Linked DNA regions of Homo sapiens: all the other regions are linked to region 3. A link is a contact called in ENCODE Hi-C or POLR2A ChIA-PET data. All regions are on one chromosome and are shown on one strand. Each heading gives the region's core, a stretch centred on a gene start or an enhancer-like site at or near the end of the contact. The rest is flanking DNA. Distances are from core to core; before and after follow the strand shown.

Evidence for each region. A loop is a pair of places that touch in the nucleus more often than their neighbours do. ChIA-PET counts read pairs that join two places held with the same protein, here RNA polymerase II (POLR2A). Pooled maps may share reads with other maps.
Region 1: a loop to region 3 is called in a map of naive thymus-derived CD4-positive, alpha-beta T cell, with 9 times the contacts of the local background. The contact joins the promoter of HEATR3 here to the promoter of RPGRIP1L in region 3. A Hi-C loop is called at or near these places in 1 of 168 maps with a recorded cell type or tissue (naive thymus-derived CD4-positive, alpha-beta T cell) and 5 of 50 pooled maps. POLR2A ChIA-PET finds 5 or more read pairs at or near these places in 1 of 52 experiments (activated CD4-positive, alpha-beta T cell).
Region 2: a map of B cell shows a loop between it and region 3 (26-fold over the local background). The contact joins the promoter of KATNB1 here to the promoter of RPGRIP1L in region 3. A Hi-C loop is called at or near these places in 2 of 168 maps with a recorded cell type or tissue (B cell and naive thymus-derived CD4-positive, alpha-beta T cell) and 14 of 50 pooled maps. POLR2A ChIA-PET finds 5 or more read pairs at or near these places in 1 of 52 experiments (activated B cell).

Annotation. Positions count from the first base shown.
Region 1 is chr16:50,064,438-50,068,371 of GRCh38, reverse strand. HEATR3 (HEAT repeat containing 3) reads right to left here and starts at 2,402. Exons shown (of 15, transcript NM_182922.4): 1 at 2,103-2,402; 2 at 1,833-2,005. The coding sequence starts at 2,240. It overlaps HEATR3-AS1 (HEATR3 antisense RNA 1), which reads left to right and starts at 2,048. Exons shown (of 3, transcript NR_186390.1): 1 at 2,048-2,319; 2 at 3,565-3,681. RefSeq lists silencers at 1,680-1,939, 2,020-2,069, 2,400-2,449 and an enhancer at 2,300-2,594.
Region 2 is chr16:57,733,690-57,737,563 of GRCh38, reverse strand. KATNB1 (katanin regulatory subunit B1) reads right to left here and starts at 1,794. Exons shown (of 20, transcript NM_005886.3): 1 at 1,709-1,794; 2 at 281-586. The coding sequence starts at 320. It overlaps LOC107984852 (a long non-coding RNA gene), which reads left to right and starts at 920. Exons shown (of 2, transcript XR_001752221.3): 1 at 920-1,128; 2 at 1,957-3,735. RefSeq lists enhancers at 599-668, 2,037-2,206, 1,953-2,247, 2,227-2,336, 2,966-3,874 and a silencer at 1,487-1,726.
Region 3 is chr16:53,702,542-53,706,898 of GRCh38, reverse strand. RPGRIP1L (RPGRIP1 like) reads left to right here and starts at 3,040. Exons shown (of 27, transcript NM_015272.5): 1 at 3,040-3,096. It overlaps FTO (FTO alpha-ketoglutarate dependent dioxygenase), which reads right to left and starts at 2,743. Exons shown (of 9, transcript NM_001080432.3): 1 at 2,670-2,743. The coding sequence starts at 2,714. RefSeq lists enhancers at 2,521-2,930, 2,545-3,045 and a silencer at 3,081-3,130.

The sequences.
Region 1 (3,934 bases), core at 1,153-3,652, 3.6 Mb after region 3:
GCTCAGGAATTCAAGACCAGCCTAGGAACAGCGGGAGACCCCGTTTCTAAAAAAATAAAATAAAATAAAAAGCGAACTGCAAGGGCAGCAAGGTGGGGCTACTGAGAATGACACCCCCTAAAGCAGCCCTGGGTAAATTTTAATTGGAAAGACATGACTTCCGAGTACACAGCACTGTGCTAGTCCCTAAGGATATGGAGATAGTCAGAAGATGCCCTCACAATGTGCCAGGATCCCCCAGCCTCTGTATGCTGTGGGAGGAAGGGAAGGGCTTTCCACATGCTGTTTCCTCCCTAAAGGAAGAAGAGCGTCTATCCCCCCTCCATCAACTGGTGAATGCCCATTCATTCCTCCGAGCTCACCTCAAGCACCACTCACTCAGTCTTCTTCCCTGAACCCTTTGTTTGTACCCTCTTTTAGCACCCTTTGTCATTACCATTCATTGTAATCATACACTTATGTAACTGTTTGGTTAATGCTTGTCTCCCTCAATACACTTTAAGATTTCTTAAGGAGAGACATTGCCTTGCTCATTACCCCATGCCCACAGCTTAGCTCAGTGTCTGGCACACAGTTGGCACTTTATACATATTTGCTATATCAGTGAATGAAATATAAATAACAAACAGAGACAGAGCTGTAAGAACTACAAATACTAACCTCTACTCTTGCCCCCTCTGCAGTCCATTCTCTGCACAACCAGCAGAGTGGTCTTCACAAAATGTGTTGCAGCATGTCACTTCCCTGCTTAGAGTTAAGTCCTCAGCCCTACACCATCGTACAGCTCATCCCTCTCTCCAGCCTCACTTCCTGTAATTACCCACCCCTGCTCTTCTCAGCCACCTACCTACCCTCTCTGCTGTTTAACCACGTCAAGCTGCCTGCTGCTTCGCTTCTTTGCTGTTGCTGCTCCCTTTGTGGGGAATATTCTTCCCCCTATTTTCCCATGCCTCCTGGCTCTCTCACCCTGCACATCTCCTTTCACAAGTCATCTAAAGAGCACCTTTTTTTTTTTTTGAGACAGGGTCTTGTTCTATCACCCAGGCTGGAGTGCAGTGGTGTGATCATAGCTCACTGCAGCCTCGAACTCCTGGGCTCAAGCGATTCTCCTACCTCAGCCTCCTGAGTAGCTGGGATTACAGGCACCCACCACCATGCCCGACTAATTGTTTATAATTTTTCTACAGACGGGGTCTTGCTATGTTGCCCAGGTTGGCCTTGGACTCCTGGCCTCCAGTGATCCTCCTTCCTTGGCCTCCCAAAGCAATGGGATTACAGGTGTGTGCCACCGCGCCCGGCCCAAGAGCACCCAATTCAAACTTCCCACCCCCAACTCATCATCATCTCGTTTTCCCACAGCAATTCTCACTATTTAATATTATGTTTTACCTTTTTACTAGCTTCCTGTCTGTCTCCCCATCAACATGACTTGTGCCAAGACAGGGATCTTGGCTGTCAACAGATCTCGCTCAAAAGTCTTGGCTGCTCAAAGTCCCCTGCATCTAGAACGATTCCTGACACATGAACTGAAGAGTTCATCCAAGCAAGGGACCCTAAGGAGGGCTTTTGGAGAGTGTAAAACGTGCGCAAGGCGTGAGGGCAGGACGCCTGAGCAGGTGGACGCTGCAGGTGAAGCAGCCAGGTGGACAGATGAGATGCGGGGATACTGGGCTTCTCCGGAGCCTGGAGACTGGCTTCAAATCTCTGCAAACGGGAGACCGGGCCAGTGCCTGATGGCACACAGAAGGCGCTGGGTGACCGCTGCGACCGCCCGCAGCCCAGACGCGGGGGAGGCCAGCGGTGGGCACCGCCCCGCACCCTTCCTGGCTCACCTCAGCGCGCCGGCTGCAGTCTCCCTGACGGCCAGGCTGGGGTCTAGCAGCAGCGGCCCGAGGCGGCGCACGGCGTCTCGTCGCGCCAGGCCCGGGAGTGCCGGCCGCTGCTGCACCAGCCGGGCCAGCCCTGCGCAGGCGCACTCGCGGACCTCGGCGCTCGGGTGCTGGAGCTGCGGATGAGAGCGAAAAGGGTCAGAAGGCGCGCAATGCGCACGCGCGCGGGGCAACCTCGTCTCGCCTCCCGGCCCGACGGAGCCCTCGCCTCACCTTTTCCAGCAGCTCCGCCGCCGGCCCGTCGTCCTCCTCGCCTCCGGTCCCATTCGCCGCCGCAGCCGCCTCGGCCTGACAGTCGCCCGTAGGGGAGAACTGAGGTCGCTTGAAGCGCTTCGTCCGGCTCTTGCCCATGGTGACGTGCGCTGGGCGGACAGACCACCGAGAGAGGAGGGCAACAGCAGGCGGTGGAGGCTGCCGCGCCGTTAACAAGGTCCGTTGCTGCTGCTCAGCTGGGCCGGCTGACGGCTGCAGCACACATGGGCAAGCCGTGCGCAGGCGCACGGCGCGTCGTCTGCCGGGTCGGGGTTGGGGCGGGGCGGGGTGGGGGGAACTGGCGCACGGAGCGCGCAGGCGTGGAAGAGGGCATAGGCGGGGCCAGCTTCGGCAAAGGGGCGGAGCCTTGTGGGTTTACCGGGTAAGTAGGAGGTTGGACTAGAATAGTAACGCCGACCCGGGCGAGAGGATCACTTGAGGCCAGAAGTTCGAGACCATCTTGGGCAACATAGGAAAACACTCCACTCCCTGTCCTCCCCACCAAAAAAATTAAAAATTATCTGGGCATAGTGGCGTGTGTGTGTAGTCCCAGCTACTTGGGACGTTGAAGCCGGAGGATCACTTGACCCCAGGAGTTTGAGGCTGAGGTGAGCCGTGATCCTGCTACTGCACTCCATCCTGGGCGACAGAGCGAGACCCTGTCTCAATCAATCAATCAAGCAACCAATAAGTTAGTAACACCGGCTACAAATAATCAAATGTGATTAAGAATACCTAACTTGCAAGGTTATTGTAAGTTCTGTAAAGTTCATAAAGTTCTGTAAAGTGCCTAACACCAAGCCTGATATATAGCAGGTACTCAAAAAGCATTAACCACGATTTTATTTTGTGTCCCCAGCACCTCCCATAGCTCCTGTCGTAGACAGAGACTAGTTAATGTTTTGGAACGAATGTGTGTCTATATTTGATAAAACAGAATCGCTTAAGAACCTAATCTCCCTGCCTTAGTTTCCTCATCAGTGAAGTGGGGACATCGATAGTATATACCTCATGGAGTTGTTACGAAGACTAAATGTGTTCATATGTTTAAGGTGCTAAGAACAGAGACTGGCAGATACTAAGCACTATGTAAATGTTTGGAAACGTATTTAACAAAGAGATTCTTTTGCAGATATTTGTTGAGTACTAGGTACAGTGCTGGGCATTGGAATAAAGCAGTAATCAAGACAGTTTGGTTCCTGTCCTCTCTCCCTGTCCTTATGGAATTTACAGTCCAGGGAGAGATCTGTTGAATATATAATTATATGAATAACTTTGGTTATAATTGTGGTAAATACTAAGCAGAGGGAAAAGTACAGGAGAATCTTAGGTGGTCTTTATAATTAGACATGTAACGAGTGAGTACTCAATATATGCATAGCTTTGGGTCAATTTTCTTTTTTTCTTTTTGTTTTTGAAACAGAGTCTCACTCTGCTGTCCAGGCTGGAGTGCAATGGTGCGATCTCGGCTTATTGTAACCTCTGCCTTGGAGTTCAAGCAGTCCTCCTGCCTTAGCCTCCTAAGTAGCTGAGATTACAGGTATGTGCCACCATGCCCAGCTATTTTTTTTTTATTATTATTTTTAGGAGAGACGGGGTTTTACCACGTTGGTCAGGCTGGTCTCGAACTCTTGATCTCAAATGATCTGCCTGCCTCAGCCTCCCAAAGTGCTAGTATTACAGGTATGAGCCACCACGCCCAGGCTCAGGTCAACATTCTACTGGAGAAAATTTCCATTCCATGGTAACCCTACTGTCAAAGAGTTGACTGTCCAGTAAGGGAAATTAATTAC
Region 2 (3,874 bases), core at 545-3,044, 4.0 Mb before region 3:
GTTCATCCTGTCACTTGAATTTCACAGCAACCATAGAATGCAGGCGTCATCTCATTGTACATATAAGAAAACTGAGCCTCAGAGAGGTTAAGTCACCTGCCCAGTGTCACCCAGCTAAGAAGTGCCACAGTCATGATTTACATAATGGTCTATCTTACTCCCAAGTCTAGGAGTCTCCTCCTGTGCCAAGAACAGGAAACAAAGCTGTGGGTTCAGGCCTCCCAGCAACAAGCCGCTAACAGAATAAATGGGGTGATAAAGAAAAATGAAAACCACTCACGCAACTTCCAGGCTGTCTTGGTGACCACAGGGGTGGCCATCCTTCAGCTGGCTGGCACCTGAAGCCCCACCCACAAAATAAACTGTGCTTTCCTCGTGGGGTGGGGGTGGATCCCCCCCCAGATCCACCAATCAAGTTGGCAGAGAGTTCCCACACATCCAGGCAGACAGAATGCCTCGTCTTCTGGCCCTGGGGTGCCTCGTGGTTCCAAATTACCCACAGCAGCAACAGCAGCAGCCTGTGCACATCTGTCACGATCCTGGATCATGGAATGTTAGGCTCGAGCCATCTCAGCTCAATACAGGGCTGCAATACAAACAAGAGGTGACGTCATGTTAGAAAATGCTTGGTAAGAGCTGTTGCTCCCTGGATCACCAAGACCACTTGATAAAGACTGACACCCACCAAAGCCACCAGAGTCAGAAGCTGCACTGCAAATTAGGTTTGGGAATCTGCAGAGGGGGCACCTCAGGTAGGGTGATTTGGAACGTAAGGAAAAAGAAACTCCTCCCAGAGGCCAGGATAATGAGCTGCAGCTCTGTTCCGGGATGCTGGCTGCCTAAAGTGCAGCAGCCGCAGTGGGGCGGAGAAGACCACGTGTCTGCAATTCACATAGATTTCCTGCGAGTCGTTGTTTTTGTCTGACGTGTGGGATGTGGGAGAGCGGAGTCAGAAGCTAAGCTTAGGGGCCTAGGAAAGGCATCCCAGAGACGGCCACTGAAGTCCTCCTTGGAAAGAATCTCGAAGACGACCCTGATGGTCCAATTCCCCAGCTCCTGGCAAGGGAACCGCTCCTGCTCCCTGCGATTCCCAAGGACAGAGCTAGGAACTAGGCCTCCAGTCTGGGCGTAAGTGGCTATGACTCTTCAACTCTAAAAGGCCTCCTCATGGAGCCTCCCACCTCCTTCCCACAGCCACTTCACCTCTTTCCCATGAGCCCGCTCCCCTCCGTCCCCTTTCTCCTGGGTCCCCGGGTCTGCCTCTCTAGTCCTCCGTTCACACCCCCTTTTCTCCCTGCCCCCTGAGTCTCCCACTTATGCACATCCTGTCTCCCGATATCCCTCACGTGGCCCCTGCCTCGCCAGACTCCCGTTACTGCCCTTTCCCATATGCTCGCGGGGTCTCCCATTCATTCATTCTCCTACTTCTCTTCTCCCTATTCATTACCTGTCCTTCTGCAGACCCCCAGCTCTGCTTCCGGCCTCCCTGGTTTTGCCCCCTCCGGCCTCCACCCCGACCCCTCTCGTCCGGGGGCGGGGGCAGGTCCCTCGGCCACGGCTGATCCTCCCAACCCTCTGCTTGCGGAGTACGGGCTCTAGCCTCCCCACGCTCAGAGCTCTCTGCCCGCAAGCCCAGCCAGCCCCGCCTGGCTCGGCCCAGCCCAGGGCCCACCGTCCCCTCGCCACCTCGTCCCCTTGCCCACTCCACCTGCAGCTGCGGCTCCGGAGGCCGAGGCTCCGCTCCAGGCGCGACCCCCACTTGCCTCCATCCCCTGCCTTGATTGGCCGCTGCTTGACAACCGACCCTCACAACAAAACCTCCGGCTCAGAGCCCCGCCCACCTTGCCTCCCGCACCAATCAGCTGCCGCGGGTGCTCCGCCTCCTGCCAGGACTGACCAATGGAAGCAGGCGCTTCTGCCGCTTTTCCTCAGTACCCGCCCTCTTTTCCTAAATAGGACTAATCAAGAGGAAGGAACGTTCAAGAGCCGCCCCTTGGCCTCTAATAAACCAATGCAAGCTGCCGTTTCCTTAGTCCCGCCTCCGTCTCAAGTTTTCCCTTTCCTCTCCGTTTCCTCCCTCGAACCTAATTTGTGTCTGAAAACTTTTGAGAGCCGCCCTCCAATGGCGGCTGCGCCAATGGCTTGAGCAACCGTCCTGGATTGACCAATCAGCGTCCGCATTATTGGAAAACTCAATTCCCAGATAGCCAATGGGAAAGGAACTTCGGGGGCAGTGTGAAGCCTCAGGCCTTCCATCTTGGAGTGGGGCAAAACCTAAGGAGGCCTTAGTCGGCATTTTGCCGAAGCTCCTCATTCTTCACTTTGCCTGCAGATGGTCCCCCGTGGCAGGAGGACTTTGTCCCTGTTCTTTGACCCGGACGCCGGCTTGAATCCCCCATGGGAGGTCTAGAAGGAAACAGCCTGATTCCGGAGCCGAGGCAGGCGCTGAACCCTGTAGCACTGCACACGCAGCCACCGCCTCGACTAATGGATGCGTGGGCAAGGGGCTGCTCCCTGAATGGCTGCAATCAGGGAATCGGAGAAAGGCCAGCTTTATTTGTGACACGTTGGGCGGGGTGGGCTCTGGGAAGCGCCGTAACCCTTCTCGACTCAGGGCCTCTCGCGTGGCCGCTTAGGAGGGACTTGGCCCCGCAGCCGCCTCTCCCTGTTGCCCAGAGGTTGTCCCAGGCACCCAGAGCCCCTCGAACCTTGCCCTTCGGCCTCCAGCCTCTCACCGCAGGTCAGGGCTCCTTGGGCTCACATAACGCCCAGTACAACCATAAGAGGTAGGAATTCCTGTTCCCATTTACAGATGAGGAAACTGAGGCCCGGGTTAAGATGCTTGCAGAAAACCACACGGTCAGAAAGTAATAGCCCCAGAATTCGAACCCTTGTTCTGAAAGCCAAAGCGTGGGGGAGTCCCCACTCTGCCTTCTGCTTCAGCCTTCTGCTTCAGATTCTCCTGCTTCAGCCTCCTGGGTAGCTGGAACCACAGGCGCCCGCCACCACGACGGGCTAAGGCTAGTTTTTATATTTTTAGTAGAGACGGGGTTTCTCCATTTTGGCCAGGCTGGTCTTGAACTCCTGACCTTAGGTGATCCACCCGCCCCAGCCTCCCGAAGTGCTGGGATTACAGGCGTGAGTCACCGCAAGACACCTTTAAAAGATTAGCAGAATAACATCGGATCAAAACTGTCTAGCCTGCAGTTCCCCTTAATTTTGTATTATAAAAAGAAAACTAAACAGAGAAAACTTTAAAAGACAATATAATGATACCACGTAGATTCCAGTACTTGTTAACAGTTTGCCATATTTGCTTCGTCTGTGTGTCTTTTCGGAACCATTTGAAAATTGTAGATATGACATTTCACCCCAACACCAAATACTGAGCATGTATCTCTTAAAAATAAGGCCCTTGGCCAGGCGCGGTGGCTCACGCCTGCAATCCCAGCACTTTGGGAGGCCAAGGCGGGCGGATCACCTGAGGTCAGGAGTCCGAGACCAACCTGGCCAACATGGTGAAACCCCGTCTCTACAAAAAAATACAAAAATTAGCCGGGCGTGGTGGCGCACGTGCCTATAATCCTAGCTACTGGGGAGGCTGAGGCAGGAGAATCACTTGAAACTGGGAAGCAGAGGTTGCGGTGAGCTGGGATGGGGCCACTGTACTCCAGCCTGGGCGACAGAGTGAGATCCATTTCAAAAAATAAAAATAAAGCCCTTATTCTACAATAACCATTGTTATCACCACTGCTAAGAAAATTTAATTCTGTAACAACCAGTCCATATTCGTATGTCCCCAGTCATCCCAAAAACCTTTTAGGACTTTTTTTTTCTAACTAAGAACCAATCAGTATTCACCACACTTGACTCT
Region 3 (4,357 bases), core at 1,791-4,290:
ATGGAAAGACTCATACATGAATGGTAAAAACAGCTTTTTTCATAAGAGTCCAAAACCAGAAACAATCCTAATGTCCAGCAACAAGTGAATGAATAAACAACATGTGGTATCTCCATACAGTGGGCCACTAATTTGCGATAAAAAGGAACAAATTATGGATACATACAACAACATGGATTAATCTCAAAAACCATTATGCTGGCCAGGCACAGTGGCTCACGCCTATAATCCCAGTACTTTGGGTAGCAGAGGCAGGAGGACGGCTTCAGCCCAGGAGTTCCAGACCAACTTGGGCAACACAGCAAGACACCATCTCTATTTTGAAAAAAAAATCATTACGCTGAATGAAAAAAAGACCCAAAAGTATACACTGTATGCTTCCATTTATATGAAATCTAGAAAATACAGATGCATCTACAGAGACAAAAAACATATCAGTGGTTGTTTGGGGGCCAAGGTGGAGGGACAGACTAACCACAAATTAACGAGAGGGAACTTAGGAGAGAAATGTTCGCTATGCCAACTGTGGTGGTTTTGCAGGTATATACATTTGTCAAAAGGCATCAAATTGTACACAAAAATGGTTGCAAATGACTGTATGTAAATTATACCTCAATAAAATTGATTAGAAAAAGAGAAGATAATTCATGAGCCATTGGACACTTTACATTTAAGATTTAAAACAACTACTTATACTTTGTTCTAACAAATAATATTAAGCAAACAAATTTTAAATGAACAGCCAATTTTTTAAAGAAAAAAGGAAGACAATTTGCTCTACTAATTCAACATGTTTCACAAGCAGAAAATGGGAAAAGCCTTGAATTTGGAGTCAGAAGACCTGGCTCAGAGCACTAGTTTCACCTAGCAACCAAGTGGCCTTGGGCAAGTCACGATTTACCTACAAGTCTCAGTTTCTAAATCTCTAAAATATGGATGACACTAGTAACTCCCTCACAGGCAATGGTTATGGTTTCAATAGAGTAAGAGCTTCTTTGGTGCAGTGATTCTATTTCAGCCAAAATTATAATCCCAACTTATGGCAAATAATAGGTGCTCAACAAATCTTCACAGAATAAATGAAATACTTTAAAAATAAACCTGAAAGATGAGAAAGACATCATGCACAACACCATGAGGTGACATTTGTTTCTTTGCACTGTGTAGACTAAAGCAGAAGGGTCGCCCTCTTTGTGCTTATCTTTAATATATTATCCACATCATATGCAGACTCAAGCATGAAAACTTCTGGTCCCTTACGAAATACTGCAATAACTCAGGTCAATATAGAGCAGATTTTATATTTTAAATCCTTAGGTGTATTGCCCTAAACAGACTCACGTGTAAGATGAAATTCTATGAAAGCAAGAACTGTGTCTACGTTATTTAACACTGTTATTCACTGCCAATATTTGCCTAACATAGAGTAGGCAGCAAATGACATGTGCAAAGGCCCTGAAGCCCGATAAAGTATAGTGAAGAGTGACTTTTAAGAAGGCCAAAGTGACTGGTAGGCAGAGAGCAGAGTGTCATATCCAATGGGGTTGTGAAAGCAGGTAGGGTCCAGATCATGCAGGATCTTGTAGGCAATGTGAAGTTTTGCCTTTATCCTAAGAGCAACAGAAAGCCATGGAATATTTTTAAACAGGTGGTTGGCAGAGTAAGGAGAAAGGAAAGGGACATAATTATATTTGCATTTCACGAAGATCTTACTCTATGGTGTGCAGAAGAGAATGGTAGTTGAGGGAAGGGAGAGAAGGTGGAAGAAGAGTTAAGTTAGGGTGTAGAGTGAGTGTAGGCCAATCAATAGGCTATTCCAACAGTCTATTAAAAAGATAATGGTAGCTTGGTCCAAGGTAGTGGAGATGAAAAAAAAAAAAAGTGGGCATATTCCCAATATACGTAGACAAATCAACAGGATCTGAGTTTGGGAATGAGAGAAAGGAAAACACTCAATGCTTCTGAGCCTCAGTTCTTCATCTGTGAAGCTGGGCTGTTATTTATACTCCATCTGTATAATATCTATCTTGCAATCTGCTGTGACAATGATATGAAATAATTTAAATATTATGCACTTAATACAGTGCCTGACCCACAATAAATGCTTTTTAAAATCTCTGTTGCCATTATTATGGTCATCCCATGGAATGGCAACTACCAGAAGCTGAACATCAAAGGTAGAGAGGAGCAATGTAGTTAAAGATTCATATCCACAGCGCTAAAAGACACAAACTGTTATCAGCCGGTCACGGAGACAATTGTTCCAAAGAAACACAGCTGACTGCACAGATATTTCATCTAAGCCGATCTCAGTCCTCAGAGACCATTATGAGAAAGCACAGCTGGTATGATCACAGTCATCTGAGAATCCGGTAAACTGAGGCACAGGGATGGCGACAAATTTAACCAAGGAATAGATGCAGAAGAAGGACAAGGAAATGGGTATCTTGCTTCTCATTTTTGAGCCGATCCAACAAGACTCGGCCTGCATCCTGAAGAGCACGAATTTGTAACATCCCCTCTAATATCTCCAGGTCCCTTGCTGACAAGGCCCTGTCATCCCTTAGTTTAACACCGCGCATCCGCTCGCCATCAAACCAAGCCCTTCCGGTTCCCTGATCCTTGCTCACAGCGCACGAAGATCTCCAGGCCCCGGGAGCCCGACATACCTTAGCTTCGCGCTCTCGTTCCTCGGCAGTCGGGGTGCGCTTCATGCTGCCACTAAAGCCGCCTTCGCCACCGCAAGCTGCGTAGATCCCTCGCCCTGGACCCCGCCTCCTGCATGTAGTTCTCTCAGCGTCCTGCTCCCGTCTGGAGCTATTCTCCCTCTGAGTAGAAAAAACTACAACTCCCAGGATGCACCGCGGCGACACCCGCGAGCGCCACGGGATTTAGCACAGGAGAATTTCCCAGGTCCGACAGCTGGAAGAGCGTAGTCCGCTACCCCGCGAGCAAACAGGCTAGAGTCCAAGGAGAACTACATTTCCCAGGAGGCTACGGGAGCCTGCCATGTTTCTCCCGTGCTCCTCTCGGCCAGCCGCCCGCCACGCTGTCGGCGCTATAGCAACGGTAGCTAGCTGCAGGGCCAGTGGCACGGTGAGTACCCGGGAGGATGGGGGAGGATGAGGGTGGGTGGAGGTTGCTGACCCTCCCCACTGCAGCGCGGGCCGGGGTCCTAGGGTCCGCTCTGCCGCCTGGAGAAGGCCCTGGAGTTGGCCCTGGAGTTCTGCTGGCGTGAAAGCAGCCCAGCCCAAGACACCTCCACATCCTCAGGCCTGAATCACAGGCCGCCCTTTATCCCCACGTCCAGGACCAATTTGAAATGTTATATCCCAGCCATGAAGGTGAGAGTTGATGCTGCTAATTGCCATCTCTATCCAGATCCTGCAAGTTGTAGGTCCCTAACACAGTTTGCTCATTTGCCCTGGATTAGGAGTTGGTTGGTAGACCCTAAACCTCCTGAGTGGTCTATTGTTTGCTTAATTATATATTATTTGTTTATCATGTGATTACCTCCATAACTTGCTAGCTTCATAAAGGCGGGGGTTTTGCTTGCCATTTTAATCTCAGTACCTGATATTCATTTATTCATTCAATAAATATTTTTTCTTTATTCTTTTTTTTGTGTGTGTGACAGGTTCTTGCTCCGTTGCCCAGGCTGGAGTGCAGTGGTAAGACCTCAGCTTACTGCAAACTCCTCCTCCCAGGTTCAAGCGATTCTTCTGCCTCAGCCTCCCGAGTAGCTGGGATTACAGGCGTGTGCCACCACACCCAGCTAATTTTTGTATTTTTAGTAGAGACAGGGTTTCATCATGTTGGCCAGGCTGGTCTCGAACTCCTGGCCTGAAGTCAGCCGCCCGTCTCGGCCTCGCAAAGTGCTGGGATTACAGGTGTGAGCCACCACGCACAGCCAATCATTCAATAAATATTAATGTTGGTTCCCACCCTGTACCAGGCACTGTTCCTGAACAGTTGTGAACAAGACTAATACCCGTCTCAAGATGTTTATCCTTTTTTAGTGGAGACAAACAATAATTTTATCTGATAACTTCAGATAGAGGCAGTTGCTATAAGAGATACAAGCCATGCTTGGTGGCACGCACATGTAGTTCCAGCTACTCGGGAGGCTGAGGTGGGAGGATCACTTGAACCCATGAATTCAAGGCCAGCCCGGGCAACATAGCAAGACCCTGTCTCAAAAAAAAAAAAAAGAAAAGAAAAGAAATAAACAGTGAAGAAATGTAAGGAAGACTACTCTAACATAGGATGGTCAGGGAAAACCTGTCTGAGGAAGTGAACTGAGCTCCAAAGATTAAGGAACCAGCTAATACAAAGGCCTTGAGCAAGACAAGGGTAT